Linked DNA regions of Homo sapiens: region 1 is linked to region 2. The links are chromatin loops, found by intact Hi-C in ENCODE. Cell type or tissue: endothelial cell of umbilical vein. All regions are shown on one strand. Links, peaks and the distances in the headings refer to the core of each region. The heading gives the core; the rest is flanking DNA. Region 1 overlaps EPB41L4A (erythrocyte membrane protein band 4.1 like 4A). Region 2 overlaps EPB41L4A (erythrocyte membrane protein band 4.1 like 4A).

Region 1 (8,339 bases), core at 75-8,074, 73 kb after region 2:
TGGGAGAATCAGTTGAGGCCAGGACTTCAAACGAGCCTGGGCAACATGGTGAGACTCCATCTCAAAAAAAAAAAAAAAAAAAAAAAAAAAAAAAAAAAAAAAAAAAGGGCCAGTAAGCACAAGAAAAGATGCTCAACATCATTAGTCACCAGAGAAAAATGCAAATGAACACAATAAGATGCTACTTCACACCCAATAGGATGATAATAAAAAAAGATTTATAACAAGCGCTGGTGAGAATGTGGAGAAATTAGAACCCTTATACATAATGATGAAGTCATGGTGGAAAACAGTTTGGAAGCTCCTCAAACTGTTAAACTTTATGACCCAGCAATTCCACTCTTAGGTATATACACAAGAGTAATTAAAGCATTATTAAATTAAATGAGAACATACATCTATACAAAAACTTGTACATGATTGTTCATATCAATACTATTTGTAATAGCCAAACAGTGTAAAGAACCCAAAAGACCATCGACTGATGAAAGAATAAATAAAATATAGTACATCCATACAATGGAATATTATTCAGCAATAAAATGACAAAGTACTGATATGTGCTACATTGTGAATGAATCTTGAAAACACTATTCCAAGTGAAGGAAAACAGTCACAAAAGATTACATATCATATGAATCCTTTTATATGAAATGTCCCGAATACACAAAACTATAGAGACAGAAAGATTAGTGGTTACACAGTGGTGGGGGCAGGGGATGGAAGGCTGGAAGGAAGTGAAGAGTGGTTTTCAGTTTCTTTCTGCAGGGACGAAAATCTTATAAAATTGATTGTGGTGATGGCTGCACAATTCCGTAAATATATGAACAACCACTGAATTGGACAATTTAAATGGGTAAGTTGTACAGTATACAATTTATATCTCAATAAAGCAGTTTTCAAAAATTAAATAAGAAATTGAGGAGTCAAGCAGTTATACCAAGAACACCTAGAAAACGGAAAGGAGAGAGATGCCTTCTCTTTCTCAGATTATGTCAACGTAAAGATACTTTTTCTTATTCAGATTAATTCAACATTTATTCATTGATGCCTACTACTCTTTAGGAACTAGGCTTGACTGGGAATCCCATAAAAAAGACCTAGTTCTCTCCCTCAAGGCTTTCCATCCCTACTAACAGCTGCTACCACTCACCGGGAAAGGAGCTAAGGGTTTCATGTATAGCATCCCATGATGAGGTGGACAGCCTTACCCTTATTACTGATGAGAAAGCCAACTCAAAGAGGGTAAGTGATTTGGCCATGTTCACAGCACTAACCAACAGGAGGGAGACTCGAAGCCAGATTTGTCTATGACAAAAGCCTATGCCCTCTTCACCTCACTGTATTCCTCCCAGGTCAAGGTGAGCAGGAAAGTACAAAAACTACTGCAATGAAATGCAGTCTGGATTAGGGTCAGAAGAGGGCCTCTCCAGCTCCGCATCAAGGAGAAGTCTTCACAAAAAAGTGAAACCTAGGCAGAACTCTCCTTCATGAGAGCTGATACATCACTCAAACAAAAGGAGGTGGGTGGGGCTTTCTACACACAGAAAAAGGTGAGAGGGAATGTGGAAAATTCAGAGACTAGGAAGCAGCTCCATCTGGCTAGAGTATCAGACAAGTATGAGGAGATGGTGGGAGAAAGAATAGAAAGGAGGTTGGGACTTGAAAATGACTGCCACTCGCAGCTAGGAATTTAACCCAAGCACAGAGGCTGACTAGACATTAAAGTATTCTAGGCAGGAGGCAAGAAAGAGCACTCTAGATGCAGGTGGTTAATGCTGGAAGCAGGGGCCTTGCAGGGATTAGGAGGCCCTGCAAATTGTCCAGCTGAGAACTGAGAAGGGCCTGAAGTGCAGCAGCAATGAAAACAGGGGAAAAGAAACAATTTGGAAGATGTTTAGGAGGTGGGAATTCCAAGACCTGGAAGGATGTGGAAACTTAAGGATCCTGACCCAAGAGGTAGACTGGACACTGATGGTGACAACAGTACCCACAACTCTCCTCCTTCCTTCCTGAGCCCCTCCCCCATGTAGCCACTGGCCTCAGGGAAACTGACCCCACTCCCACCCAGCTTCAGGAAAGACCCTTTATTCTTCTACAGGTGATCCCATTGCCCTTATCGCCCAAGAATGGCCATGAGACTCATTCTAGCTAAAAGACTCAAGGGAAGTCTGCTGGAGGACTTCAGGAGAAAGCCTTTCTCCTAGAAAAGACTGTCTCTATTACTATCCTACATATTGCCATATACAAATATCACCTCTTCATCTCTAGAATTTGGCCATTGCTACCACCTGAGGATGGCACTGGCTCCAAGATAGCAGAGCAAGGATGAAATGAGAGAAGCTGGGACCTTGATGTCACTGACCCGCCCTGAACCTCCTTTCCTTGCCCCTGGATTCCCTGATAGGTGAGCTAATAAACTTCCTCATGTTCAAGTAGTTTGCAATGGTATCTCCATAACTGGTGACCAAAGCATCTTTACTGATAGAGTGTGAGATCATTCATCAAACTTGGAAGCACAGGAAGATAAGCAGGTCTGGAGGAGGGTAGTGATGGCTGGCTTAGGCATCTAGTGCAGAATCTAGTAAGTGATCAGAATCCAGAAAATAAGGAAGTTGGGACTACAGGTACAGATGTGGAGTTTCAGCATTCTAGTGGTGGTTGAGGCAATGTGAGTAGATGCACAAATGGAACATGATACTATTTCTCCTACAGACAGATCTGACAAATATATATGAATATCAAATCACCACTGCTCTCCCACTTCTAACAACCACTCATACCCCTCGGAGAACCTGTGCAACCTTAGGCAGGGGTGGCAGAGATTCGATATCCCAAACTGAAATTCAGAAATAAATGTATTTGCAAATAATATATCATACATACTAATAGCTATCATTTATTGAGCACCTTTTATCCTATGTACCTAAAATTCTTTCCTCAAATTCTCACAGTCATCCTATGAGGCAGATATCATGCCCCTCAGCTTACAGATAAGGAAACTGGGGCTGGCAAAAAAAAAAAAAATCACTTGTCCAATCACAAAGCCAGTAATTACAAGGCAGACAAGGATTTGATTGAACACAGGACAGGGAGCAGGGAGGGGAAAGACTGATGGTGACCATACAGCACTCCCATTAGGAGGCTGGCCCAGGTGAAAGGGCCAAACTAAGTCAGGAGCAGCGAGGATGGCAGAGAAAAACCAATTTCGACAAGTCGCAATTAAGGCAGCAGAGGTTCCAAGCCTGCTTCTCAAACACAGGTCTGATGAAGGTCAAGGTGGAACCTGAGTGATTTAACAACTCAAATAGTCTCTCTGGGCTAGCTCAGCAACCTGACCCTCACTCACGGCCCCCACTGTTCTCTAAACAAAGCACTTTCTAACCAACCGCTGAAACATAGTCCCCCTCAAGATGAGGACTCCACATTACTAAATGCGCTTTCCCGAGGGCTCAGAAGGTGTCGTTCCTAAACAATACACTGCAGCACATGGTTCCCTCTGCAGTCTCGGTCCACCAATTCCTCCTTTGCCATCTGACCTTTTGGTTATTGTCTGTGTGAGCTATCGCTCAGCACTTCTCTGTTTTCCCTGCCTGTCCCCATCTCTCTTGTTCTAACTTCCTCTTGGCATGTCAATATCCTGTGCTGGAAAACAAACTTCTCACACATTTTGGAAGGGCTGCAGGCCCTTTATGTCTTCAGCGATCATTAAGACAGCCTCCGAAGGAACTATTCCAGACCTTGATGAATCTCTTTGCAAGAGTGTGTAGTTATAGAGAAAGGGATTCACAATACGCAGCATTAAGACATAATGACTATTTCACTTAAAAAAGAACACAGGAAATACATGCATGGCTCAGAGGACACAGGAATGCAATCACATTTTTTACAATGGTATAGACACTCTAAATTGTACTTACAAGGTTTTTGAGTCACAAAGTAAACTGACTGGTTCCTGAATTTAGCACACTGAGTCTATGCCCAGGACATGTGATAACAGGTGCCTGTTTAATCTTAACATATGAAACGTGGAAACAAAACTTATGGTGCAGAAACAAACGGTGGTTAGTCATCACAACCCAAAGCAGGATGACCAGGAGCAATATGCAGGAGCTTCAGATGTGATTAAAATTGTCAGAGATAAAGCTGAACCAAAGCAGTCAATCTCAGAGAGGCAGGAGCCGTAGATGCAGCCAGTTTGATCTCTGACTTGTCATGTTTACAACAGGCCTGCAGACAAACACACTTTGCATCAGAATGAAAAATATAATTTTTTCATAAAAACCCAATATTTAATGTATTTACACCATCTTTTCCAGTAAGCCTTAGAGCAGTGTCAGATTAGGTTTAAACAGCTTCAAGAGTAACACACAGGTGATTCAGCAAGATTAAAAATTACAGTGCTGGTTCACAATAGCATAAACCCCCACTGTGAAACCAACCAACATGGTTCTCAGTTTCAAGAATGGGAGACAAGGAAGAAAAGTCACTAAAGTATGAGGATCTATTTTCCATTTGGGAAATATGCTCTTCTTCGGAAAGACTCAGGTTGGAAGGGGAGCATTAAATTTAGAAGAGAAAGATTTGGTACTTACAAAATACAAAAACGGTGTGATTCATGTTTTCTGAAATAGCTGCTAGTCAGCTTTTCAATGTACTGCATGCATTCAGTCCACTGCACCGTCTCATTTTCTACCCATTATCAATACAAAAATTAGAGTATCTTGACAACAGATTTTTCACAGTGGGATTCACTTTATTCTAGGGTCTTTTCTAGTAAAAATAAAATAGCAAAGGAACTCCATTATCTAGAAGATTTTCAATACAGCCTATTCCAGCTGTAACACTCCACTCATTCTTCTATCAAATTATAGTTAATAAGCATCTACCACATGAAGTATACAGCTCTGACTCCTGGGGATCACAGGTAGCAGCTCACAGGCTGCTGGAGGAGACAGATGTGTCCAGAAATAATGCATGCAGTGTGACAGATGCTGTAACAGGGATGTGTGAGGCACAAATAGGCACCTACCTCCGCTTGGTCAGGCAGAAGTGAAGGCTGCCTAGCAGATGGGACACTTGATTCAAGGATGCTTCCGATAAGTATGTGTTTATGGAGAAACAAAATGGTACACCAATCAGCAGGAATCTCATGCATAAAGTCTCAAAACAATCTGGAATATTTGGGAAACCGTGAGCAGTTTCTGCATACCTAGAGGGCAAGTCACTTGGACTGGCAGGGCTAGATCAGGTAGGGTGCTAAGTCAAACAATGAAGCTTGGACTTTATCTCTAGGAAGGAATGAGCCACTACAACAAGGAGAAGAGGAGGAAAGGTGGAATAAAGTTAAAATTTGCTGGGTGCTTATCATGTGCAAGACAGCATGAATGTAGAAGGTGAATACTGTACATCATTTCTCTTCATTTTACAGATGGGGAAACTGAAACTCAGAAACGACTCGGCTAGTAAGTAATTAGCGGTGCCAAAATTTAAACCCAGGTAATCTGACTTTAGAGCCTATGCTTTTAATCACTGCAGGTATTGTTTTGTGTATAAAGATATGAAGCACGTGTAAAGATACTTGAATATGAAGCAAGATAAAGATAACATATTGTTTTCACTGAATATGAGGGTAAACAACTCACCATTCCAAAAGAGGGGGAAAAAAGAAAAAATAGAAGGCATCTAAAAGTTACCCCGCATTCAATATTGAAACTGTGCAACAAAGACATAAGAACAAAGGAAGCTGCTATCCTCTATGAGAGTGGTTCTCAACGGAGGGTGATTATGCCCATCAGGGAAGATCTGGCAACATCTGGGGAGATTTTTGGTTGTCATTATTGGAAAAGAGGTGCCACACATCTGGTGAGAGGAGGCAGGGAATGCTGCTAAGTATCCTACAAGGGACAGGATAAACTCCCACAGGGAGTTCAAGATAGTTCAAGCTTACCAATACAGAATTCAAGAACACACACAGTAACTGGACTGCAAAAAGTGTAGTTCACTATCAACCAAGAATACCAGAAGCACCTAGGGAGGGACAGCCAAAAGCTGTTGGAGGTAACCAACAATGCTTTCCCCCTTAAACAGTTATTAAATCACATTCAAGTCATGGATGATAAAAGGTATTTTTAATAATTTTTTTCAAGAAAAAGACTTCTTGTAAAATTGAGGGGCTATTTATACACAGTTCATCTTATGCGGCCACAACCTGGATATCACTTTTGAATTTTAGAAAACTGGATGTAGTTATGCAGGAGAGACACTTTCTAGCCCAGTCACATCTAATTTAATACCCAATCAAGACCACAGTGAATCTTACGTTTGTGTGTGATTACTTGCTTCTACCTACGTTTATATGGTTCCTGACTCTGTACCTTAAGTAGCTGATACCAAAAGATATGAGTATTCACATATAAACTTAATATAATTTGTGAAACTATTGCTTTTCATTTTTTCCCAATCTTCTGGGATATTTTATTTATTAGTCCAAATTGAATGAAAATTGTAATTTTTGGTAAGTGAGATGCATAAAATTTAAGCCCTCGCCTTATGCTTGTTTTCCTAGCTTATTAGGAAATTTCTAACCAAAAGCATCAAAACTGACTCACAGTATTCCCTCAGGAATCTCAGGATGATTGGGAAGTAACATTATTTAGTAGTTAATGGATGAACTATACACTTTAACTGGGCGAAATGTATGGTATACCTTAACAAAGCCATTTAAAAGAAGGTAATGGAATTTTCATCTTACTGCCATATTGGTTTCATTAGTTTAGTCAATACTCATAGGGAAAAATGAGCACCTAAACATTCATCATGCTACTCAGAGGATTAAAATCTTGCCAAAATGAAAATACTAATCTATTTCATATTTGTAGCAGCAATTTTGAGAATTAAATTTATAATCAAATCTTGTGACTTTTGTTTTCCTGAAAATGTTTTGCTAACCAAATGAAAAACTAGAAAAGCAGTCTGAGCCACATTCAAGTTTTGCTAAGAGAACAAAAAGAAAGTTATCTACCTCCCTCAGCACAGAGAACTAGAAAGGATACAACAAAAGTTTCCCAGAACATTACTCAAACAACTGAGACCAACCATACCAAATATCCTTACTTGAATAAACAACAGATAGCAGCAAAAGACAAACAGCTAAAAGCTATTGTAGGGCTCAACACACAACCAATAGCTCTCAGCTTATGTAAACTTGAGTTTTTAAATCTCGGATAAGGTTCAAACTGTGAACTGCATGAATAAGACTTTCTGCTATCAAGGTGAGGTTGCCCCTAAAGCAAGTAAAAAAGGCAAATACCTCCGTAACATTAACAGGGATGCAAAGATACTGTGTTTTATTTTTCTGGTATTTTTTTTTTAACAGAAAATTATTTTCCATTTAAATGGAAATTAAATGGAAATAAAATTATTTTCCATTTAACTGATATTCATCTTACCATATAAGATGAGTAACTGTTGTCTTCAGGCTGAAACACTTTTCATGATGACACATTAATTTTTTTTCTAACATCGATGAAAAACTTTATCTAAGTTGAAGAAAAATCACTTCAAAACTAACTTTTCTATTTGTAATTTGGTGCTTAAATAAATCCAAAGAATGTTTTTCAAAATGATACACAGAAAAAATGTTTACCAAGATTCTCTCATATTTCTTCCACCTTAACTTGCTATAATTAATCTTTTCTAATTCACAGTGCATTACTGTAACAATAATACAAGCAAATTCTCAAGTAACCATTTAGGAATCAGTAAAATTATTTCTACTAAGAGATGAAATGTGTGCATAATTTTAATGTAAAATTAGCCATCTTCATCTAAGATAGAATAGGAAAAAGGATAATCACAAAATAAATGTTAGGAAATGCTTTTGAAAAATAGAGATTTTTCTAGTTAATTTCAGAGAACAGTAGGCTAATTGATGTTGCCTGCTTAATTTTGACTTTAATTAGTGGTAATCAAAATTACTAAGTATACTATCTCAAGGAAAAACACCATAATGGTAGCTACTGGCTATTAACTTTGAAGTAACTGTTTACTTTTTCATTTACAAACTAAAGTAGGAGTTAATTTTAAGTAATTAATGCAACACACATCAATTGTACCTATGCACCATAATACAGGAAGGTTAGGAAAAAGTTTTTTAAAATGTCAAGTATGTACAGAACATAAACATGTTCATCCAATGTTTGAATACCTCTACATGCAAGTTTTTTTATACACACCATTTATAAATATGCAAATATATTTAATTTAGTACACGCCAAGGGTGGGTAGGTGTTTAACACATACACTTTTAAGGTAGCATAGAAGATAATGTGATTAGC
Region 2 (8,339 bases), core at 159-8,158:
TGCCTGATAGGAGGCATCTCCACTACTGCAAGTGCCTCCTAACTGGTGTCCCCATATCTACTTCTGCTCCTGTCTCCACAGAGCAGCCAGAGAGAGAGAATTTTAAGATGCAAACTTAACATCTTCTGGTTTAAAATTCTTCAATGGCATTCCAATATAATAAAAACAAAAACCAAATTATCTACACCTTGATCTCCAAGCCCTCTCTCCATGATCTAGTCATGACCCATCACAGCTGGTGTTTCTCTCCCCTCACTCTGAGGGTCCAGCCACTCTGGACTTCTTTCCACTGATGCTTCACACCTGCTATCTCCTTCGTCTAGAAACAGTACCGTCCCCCAGTCTTTTTTAATCCATCAGGCACCACCCTCACACGCCCTCAAAGTTGTGTTTCATGATTCCCTACACCAGGCAAGGAAAGGCCTCCTGGAGGAAATGAGAACTAACAAATGAGGAGGGTTTGGATAAGTGGGATGGGAAGGGTCTTCCAAGAAAGAGGGAAACACAAGTGAAGGCACAAAGGAGTATGAGAAAGCAGTCACACATTACTAGTTCAAGGAGCAGTGGCAAATCCAGAAACAAACACATTTTAAGTTAATTTTAAGACCAAAGATGGATGGGGAGGGGGCAGTGGAAATTGAACCTGCATCGACTTGTTTGAGAAAGTGCAGGTCAAAAAGCTTCAAAGTGGGCTGTTCAGAGTTAGGTGGAGTAAGGCGCTTTCCTCTGCATGTCACTGGTTGGGGGCGGGAGTTCAATTCCAGAGTATGAAATAGGAGGCCTGTGGCATTATTCTTTCCTGTGTTCCAGAAGGCAGATTTCCTCATCCCGCCAACCCCTTTAAAAGGCTTCAAAGTGGGGTGATTCTTTACCCTGTACACATTATACTGTGGTGGTCATTAGAGCTGTTCGCCAAATACTTCCAGTGGTACAAGAGCACTTTCCTGGTCCCCTTGTGATTGGGTGGGGCCCTGTAATTAGGGCTTACCACTGAGTGGATCCAAAATGCAAAACCAAAAAGTTAGTCAGGGTGTGAGAGGCAAAAGTACAGAAAGGAGATGATGACAACATCCAAAGGCTTGGTGGCTGTGCCACTGAGATACAAGGTCAGAAAGCTAGAAAGAGAAGATTTTTAGCTGCAGAAATAATGAGTAGGTGATAGCTTTCAGAATTGACAAATGTCCTAGAGGTATTTGGGGTCAATTACATGTCTTTCAACTTTCTCAAGGCCATGTCTAAAAACAATTTCTGATCTCTCAAGAGCAAAAGCATCTTTTCATTAGAGACTTCCCTTTTACAGTCTGTTCATATACCTTGCTCATAAGACAACAAATACAACCTGTCTGTAGTTATTTCACAGTGCCATTGAGAACCCAAACAACAACAGCTACCTGTCTGTATAGAAACAATATGCATTGTGGACATTAATCATTACCCCTCAGTGTTTACCTTTTGAGCCTGTCACGTGAAGGTTTTGTAAGATGCAATATTTCATCATTAATACTGATAATGCATGTGTACTGGGGCTCTTCAACCATATATAAATGAAATTTTATCAGCTTTTCCTCTGTAATTAATGAGATATCTAGCTACATATAAGTTTCTCTGAAATTCCATAATTTGATCATTACAAAGCCCAAACCCATCTGTTATAGTCAGCTTTGCCACAATTCAGTCTGGTCTAACACAATCTACTATAAAATCCGGTACCACATCCCCTATGTCAAACGTTTGCTGGGTATCTACCATATATCAACCACCGTGTTAAGCACTGTTTTATCAGTAATGCTACTAATAATTGCTAACATTTATTGAACACTTAAGATGTTCAGGCTCTGTTTGAACTGTTTCCATGCAGTATCTCAGTCATCACAAGATCCCCACAGACTGGTGAAACTCCTGTCTCCTTTCATAGACAAAAGGACGGAGGCTCAGAGAAGCAAAGTGATTGACCTAAGGTCACACAGTAAGTGGGAGGACAGCATAACCCCCGAGTTCATATTCCCTGCTACACCATATACAAGGATCCTAATTTCAATAAAGCATCTCCTGCCCTCAAGAGTGTTACAATACATAAGAAGTGATAAGGGCATCTAAACAAAAGCCCTATCTGACCCATATTGTAAAAAAAGTACTGGGGAAAAGGTGCTAGGAAAATTGAGAGGAGAAAGTGAACTCTTCTAATATGAGTGGTCAGGGCAGGCTTCTCACAGATGGAAGCCTTTGGGCCATTCCTTGGAAGTGAAAGTCAGGAGCGGGCATCCCTGGAGGACAGAACAGCAGAAACAAAGGTACCAATGACTGCAAGAAGGCACTGGGCACATGGAAAGACAAAAGAGGACCCCATTTGTCTGAGGGTGAGATATCTCCTAAATCGCTCGCCTTGCCTCCATCCCCTTAGGTTCAGGTCAGGCCTTCAACCTTCTTCCCATCCACATCCCTGCCTCTTACCCTCCAAAATGCCATGTGTCACCTTTTCTAAAACACAAGCAGTGTTCCTTGCCTTAAAAAATATGCCCATGAATACAGTGAAATTCCTCTGGCATGACATTTGAAGCTGACTTTACTAATCTCAGTCTTCTCACACCCCTGAGTATCCCATCTCATCTGCTCTCTAGCCAAACTAAACTGCTACCTTCCCATAGCAGATCAGCTTCTCAGACCCCTTCAAACCTTCAAAGAAGCTACTTTCTTTGTGGGGAGCCCTTTCTCCCTGTCTGCTGGTGACCCCCCTACCAACTCTTCTCTCGGCACTGTCTCAGACTGCCTGCCCACCTGCTCCGGCTCTCTCCAGCATGGCTGGCTCCCTGCTGTTAACCTGAACAAGCCCAATACATGGTCATACCAGGTCGCTGCACCTGTGCTCCCTCACCAGGAAGGCCCTTCAAACCATCAGGTATCCTATGATTTGTTTCCCCCACTGTCTGGAGATGGGGGAGGCTTCCTCTACCAGCGTATATAAAAAAGAACACCCCCCGCCACCACACACAAAAAGATACCTAGCTTTCCATTCTCTTCGTAGCAGTTATAACTTGACAAACACATACACACATTGTGTATTTGTTAACGGCCTCCCTCACCCTCTAGAACAGGGTTGGAAAACTACAACACATGGGCCAAATCTGAGTCACTGCCTAAGCATTTATTAGAACACACGTCCACTATTGTTTTACACATTGTCTGTGGCAGAGTCCAAGAGGTGCAACAGAGACCTAATGGCCCACAAAGCTCAAAATATTTATTGCCTAATCATTTACAGCAAAGGTTTGCCAACTACTGCTCAAGAATGGCTATCTCCCTCTGTCTCCTGCTGTGCTCACACTTTATCTCCAGACCATTTTGGCGCCTTACCTAGCATGCAGTAGGCACTCAGAGAACATTTGTAAATAAAAGAAAGTGACAGGGTGGGGGAGAATGAAGGGAGAAGAGCATATGAATGCAAGAGATACTGGAGGGAAAAATCAACAGGCCTGGCGACTGGGTTTAGGTGCCAGCGAAGAGAGCAGGAATTGCACAATAGGAGCTTTTCAAATGTGGCTGTGTTCCTTGGCCAAAGGATGAGATTCTAATCATCAAACCATAAACACAAGCTGTGAATCAGGGCTGGCTATCACACCACTGATGGGTTTAAAATAACAGTGTCAGGCTCCTTGACAAGGTCAGTCAAGGCCTGACAGCACTGCCCCCATAAATAAACTGGCTCCATTATTATAGGACTGAAGTATACAGTGGAGAGTCAAAGTTTTGGTAACCACAAATAACACACATAAATCTAAGTAGCTAACAATACAGTAACAAATAAATATATTTAAACAAGGAGATATATAGCTATAGATATATATATATCTATATATATATATATATATATCTATATATATATATAGATATATAGATATATATCTATATATATATATATTTTTTTTTTAGACAGAGTCTCATTCTGTTGCCCAGGCTGGAGTACAGTGGCCTGATATCGGCTCACTGCAACCTCTACCTCCTGGGTTCAAGCGATTCCCCCGCCTCAGCCTCCTGAGTACCTGGGATTACAGGCACACGTCACCATGCCCAGTTAATGTTTTTGTATTTTTAGTAGAGAGGCGGTTTCACCATGTTGGCCAGGCTGGTCTCCAACTCCTGACCTCAAGTAATCCACCTGCCTTCGCCTCCCAAAGTACTAGGATTATAGGCGTGAGCCACCACGCTTGGCCAAGCTTATAAATTTCAAATGCATAAATATTTAAGCAAATAATAACTTCAGACCTCATGGAAGAGACCTTTTAATTATTAATAAATATCACTCTCTGGGCTCACAGATGAGAAAACCAGGGCCTAGACTAGTTAATCACTCACGTCATGTCACCCAGTTGGTTAATAAGAGAAAGTTGGAACAGAGAACCAGAACTCCCGATTAGGGCCCCATGTGGTTCCCTCATATCCAATGCTCACAGCAGCATGAGAAAAGTCACGGAGGAGAGCCCATCGACCCCGCCCTTTCAACAAAGTGTTAAGGTCAGAGTCAAGTCTGCAAAAGATTGAGGGAGTGACGGAAGGAAAGGAAGATCTACCCAATTAGGAACCCCAGTGAAGATTTCTGGCTCTTATCCAACTTGACCTCTCTGTAGCACAGTGGTTCTTAAAACTTTAGGATGCATCAGAGTCAACCGATGGCCTTGTTGAAACAGACTGCTAGGCTCCACCCCCGGAGCTCCTAATTCAGCTGATCTGGAGTGGGGCCCCAAAATGCACGTTTAACAAGATCCCAGAGGATGCTGATGCTGCAGGTCCAGAGAACACATTTTGGGAACCACTGCTGTAGCATTTAACCATGACCCCTGCTTTGGCTTTTATCACACTTCTTATCTGCCTCTCTGGCCAACAGTTTGAGAAGGGTGGGAAGTCTTACTTAGATTACTTCCTTCAATAAGGAAATATTTTCTAGTTCTCATATAAAGACTAAATAGCAATAAAAACAGATCCCTGCTCTGTAGAACATCAATTTTTAAATGGATGTATAATAGCATATTAAGGTATTATTTTTACCTTTTATATTCGCTAGTTCTGATGTAACTACATGTACGTTTCTGCCAATTTTCTTTCGGTGATATGAATTTTGTTTATAAATGATCCATTTAAAAAGGACGTATATTGTTGCTCCTATGTCTACTCCCTGGATAGAGATTCAATTTCGACAGCAAGCCCAAAACATTCACTCAGCCCTATTGTAAACATAAATATATTTCATACATAAGTATCCATTTACATATACCCTTCGACCTTTCCACCTACTGTTCACAATGCAGGGATTTTTCTTTCCCTCTATCAAACAGCCACATGGCTTAGTCCCTTACTTCATTCAGATTTCTGCTCAAATGTTACCTTCTCTGGAAGGTCCTCTGCAAGCACCACTCCATAATAGCAATCCTCCCCACACGCCATCTCTCCTATCCCCATCACCTACTTTGTTTTTCTTTACGTTTATTGTATATTAATGTTTTCACTGTTTAATTGGTCTCCTTCCCATGAGAATGAAAGCTTCATGGGAACAGGGACTTTTCAGTTCATTGCTCTGTCCCCTGAGCCTGGTATGCAGGACACTCAAATTTTAATTAAATTGTTGAATGAATGCTTATCAACTTCCAAAAATCCCACATATAACTGTGTTTGATTATAATGCCTTAACCTTCCTAAAACTGATACAAATGTTTCTTACTCCTCTCATAACCAGTTCTTCAATGAATAATTTTCCAAAAACATACTGTGTGTGTATGTATTGTATTCGGTACCGTTGGTCCAAAAATTATTTTAATAGCAGGGATCATCAAATGTAGCTTTAAAGTATCTGATGCTTTAACTGTCAACTGAAATATCACAGCAATAGGATCCTCTGAAACCAATTTCATAACCTCACAAATCAGCAAGGCAGATGAACCATTAAAAACATCTTTGTTGATGGTTCACATCCAACAATCCCAAAAGAAAGTAATTTTAAAAATTAAAAGCTTGGCCAGGTGCAGTTGCTCACGCCCATAATTCTGGCACTTTGGGAGGCTGAGGCAGGTGGATCACTTGAGTCTAGAAGTTCAAGACCAGCCTGTGCAACATGGCAAAACCCTGTCACTATTTAAAACACACACACACACACACACACATACACACACACCCCAAAAGTTGTATTGTTCATCCATAACTACGTCTTGAATAACACTCTAAACATAGAGCCCTGTATCAAAAAGAAAAATGGAAAAAATATTTTTGGACAGTAATCCCAAATCCTATATATAATCTTAGCTTATGAGAAGACAGTATAACAGTATTAAAGGTACAAATTAAATGTGGGGAAATTTCTTCAAATAACTATATTTAAAGTCAAATAAAACCATTTCCTCCTATAGAATGGATCAAGAGAATTCACGAAACATTATGCAACTAGAAACTGTAAAACTCTGTCACAGAAATATATTCTTGGGAGACACAAACTAAAACATATTAAAATCTTCCCTTTTATAAAAAAGAAGTTAACAAATAACCATTTTTATAAAAGACAAGATACTGGGTAATGAAGAGAAATACTATACACAACATGTATGATCAGACAACCATGATGACTGGACGTGATAACATGCTATCCCAAGTGGCTCACCAATTTCCATTCCTGTCCTGTCTTTGCTCCTTTTCCCACTGAATTACAGAAACATGAAATTTATCTTATCACTGGTCTTTCCTGATAACTTTTCTAAAGCATTCACAGAATGCTTTATTCATAGAAATTGTGCTCAGCACAATCCAGTGTGGTGGGCTGGAGGTAACAGGCAGTCCTGACAAGTAGGTGTGCTGGTGGCAGATTTTACAGAGTTGCAAAAGCACCAGGCACATTTTCAAGGCCCTTTTATCAGCCAGGCCAATTTCCCCACGTGATGCATTAGTTACCAGTTTAATCCAATACATGTGAAATGCATTAGAGCTGAGGGTCTATTGTTCCTAGTCGAGCAAGAGCAGTCAGCAGTCAGCAGCCAGCAGCAGGAGCAACTGCCTCCATGGCCACCTGGGTTGAAGAAGTAAGCAGATCAGACCCAAAGGGGTGGACTTCATAAGAGAGCACCACTGAGACTCTCGTAGGTCACTTTTATGCTGCCAGTTGGCAGACTGGCATACAAAGTAAGAAAATTCCATCGTGCACAGATACACACGTTTTGTAGTAAATTGCTACACTTCTGAGGCATTCACTCCCAAGCACACATTTCAGCAGTCAATCTTGTCACCATAAACAAATCCCTTATAACCTAGAAACTATGCAAAGTACTTTGGATAGAACGGTTTCTAAACAGGTTTCTTAGAGGATTTCTATAATGTACAACTGACTTTAAATGAAAAGTGTCATATTCAGAATGTGGCCGATAGAAATAGATCCCATTTGGAAGCAACTAGCATACAAAGCACAAATAAGAATTTGGGAATAACAGACAGTTGGCTTTACAGAGAGGTATACACTTTCCATAACAGTTTTTTACATTAAGGGTTCTCAAGTGCTTTGAAGCATTAATTGATTCCATTCTCCCAACAGCCCCCGAAAAACACTTGGTCAAATTTAGGTTCATAATTTCAAACACATCCTAAGAGGCAGCTAAAAATGAGTTTCTCAGTCCTTCTGCTTAAGAAGAAATATATAGTATGGAGACAAGGTACTACAGTGATTAAGAATTCAGATTCTGGATCCAGACTGCCTGGGTTTGAATTTCAACTTTGGTACTTACCAGCTGTGTTATATTGGGGAAGTCATTTGTCCCATCTGTAAGACGGGAATATTAACAGCATGTACATCACAGGGCCACTGTGAGAACTGACATAATGTATGTAAAGTACTTAGCGAGTTCCCAGCACACAGCAAGTACTCAAGTTTAGCTATGCTGTTGTTGGTGTTGCCATCACCACGACCACGTTCACCACCACTGTCTTCACCATCATCATTACCACCACCACCAAGACCACCATCATTTCAGAACAGAGCTTAGGTTCTGAAGCCAGACTTGGCTTTTAACTCAGTTTACAAAACCAAACCTTCACAAAATAATCTATCAAATGAGTAGGAGTATCTAGCAAGAATAAAAATCCAATTTTTTTCAACAAATAAATAGCAAGAGAGAGAGAAAACCACTGTTTCTGAAAACAGACTCAACCAATTACAATGCACAGCCCTCTTTTATATTCTGATTCAAACTATTAAAAATACATAACCATTTATCACACTTATGAAACAACATGGAATGTTAAAATTGACTGGATAAGCCAGGTATGGCGGAATGCACCTGAAGTCTCATATACTTGGGAGGCCAAAACAAGAA

What was found. Peaks named below come from ENCODE experiments on the same cell type or tissue, not always from the same donor. Only the 100,000 strongest peaks of a DNase experiment are listed, where the experiment ranks them.
Region 1: a loop joins it to region 2, with 4 times the contacts of the local background. A loop is called at or near these places in 11 of 110 quality-filtered maps.

What each region holds. Positions count from the first base shown.
Region 1 is chr5:112,408,613-112,416,951 of GRCh38, forward strand. All of the region lies in intron 1 of EPB41L4A (erythrocyte membrane protein band 4.1 like 4A), which reads right to left. Among named protein-coding and RNA genes, the nearest start is that of EPB41L4A, 6.5 kb to the right of the region's middle. In endothelial cell of umbilical vein, for the core only: no CTCF peak of the experiment used is centred there; a DNase peak (open chromatin) is centred at 3,929; H3K27ac peaks cover 1,386 bases.
Region 2 is chr5:112,335,628-112,343,966 of GRCh38, forward strand. The region is part of intron 1 of EPB41L4A (erythrocyte membrane protein band 4.1 like 4A); the gene reads right to left. Among named protein-coding and RNA genes, the nearest start is that of EPB41L4A, 79 kb to the right of the region's middle. RefSeq lists a silencer at 3,431-3,631. In endothelial cell of umbilical vein, for the core only: no CTCF peak of the experiment used is centred there; DNase peaks (open chromatin) are centred at 3,194 and 3,514; H3K27ac peaks cover 1,228 bases.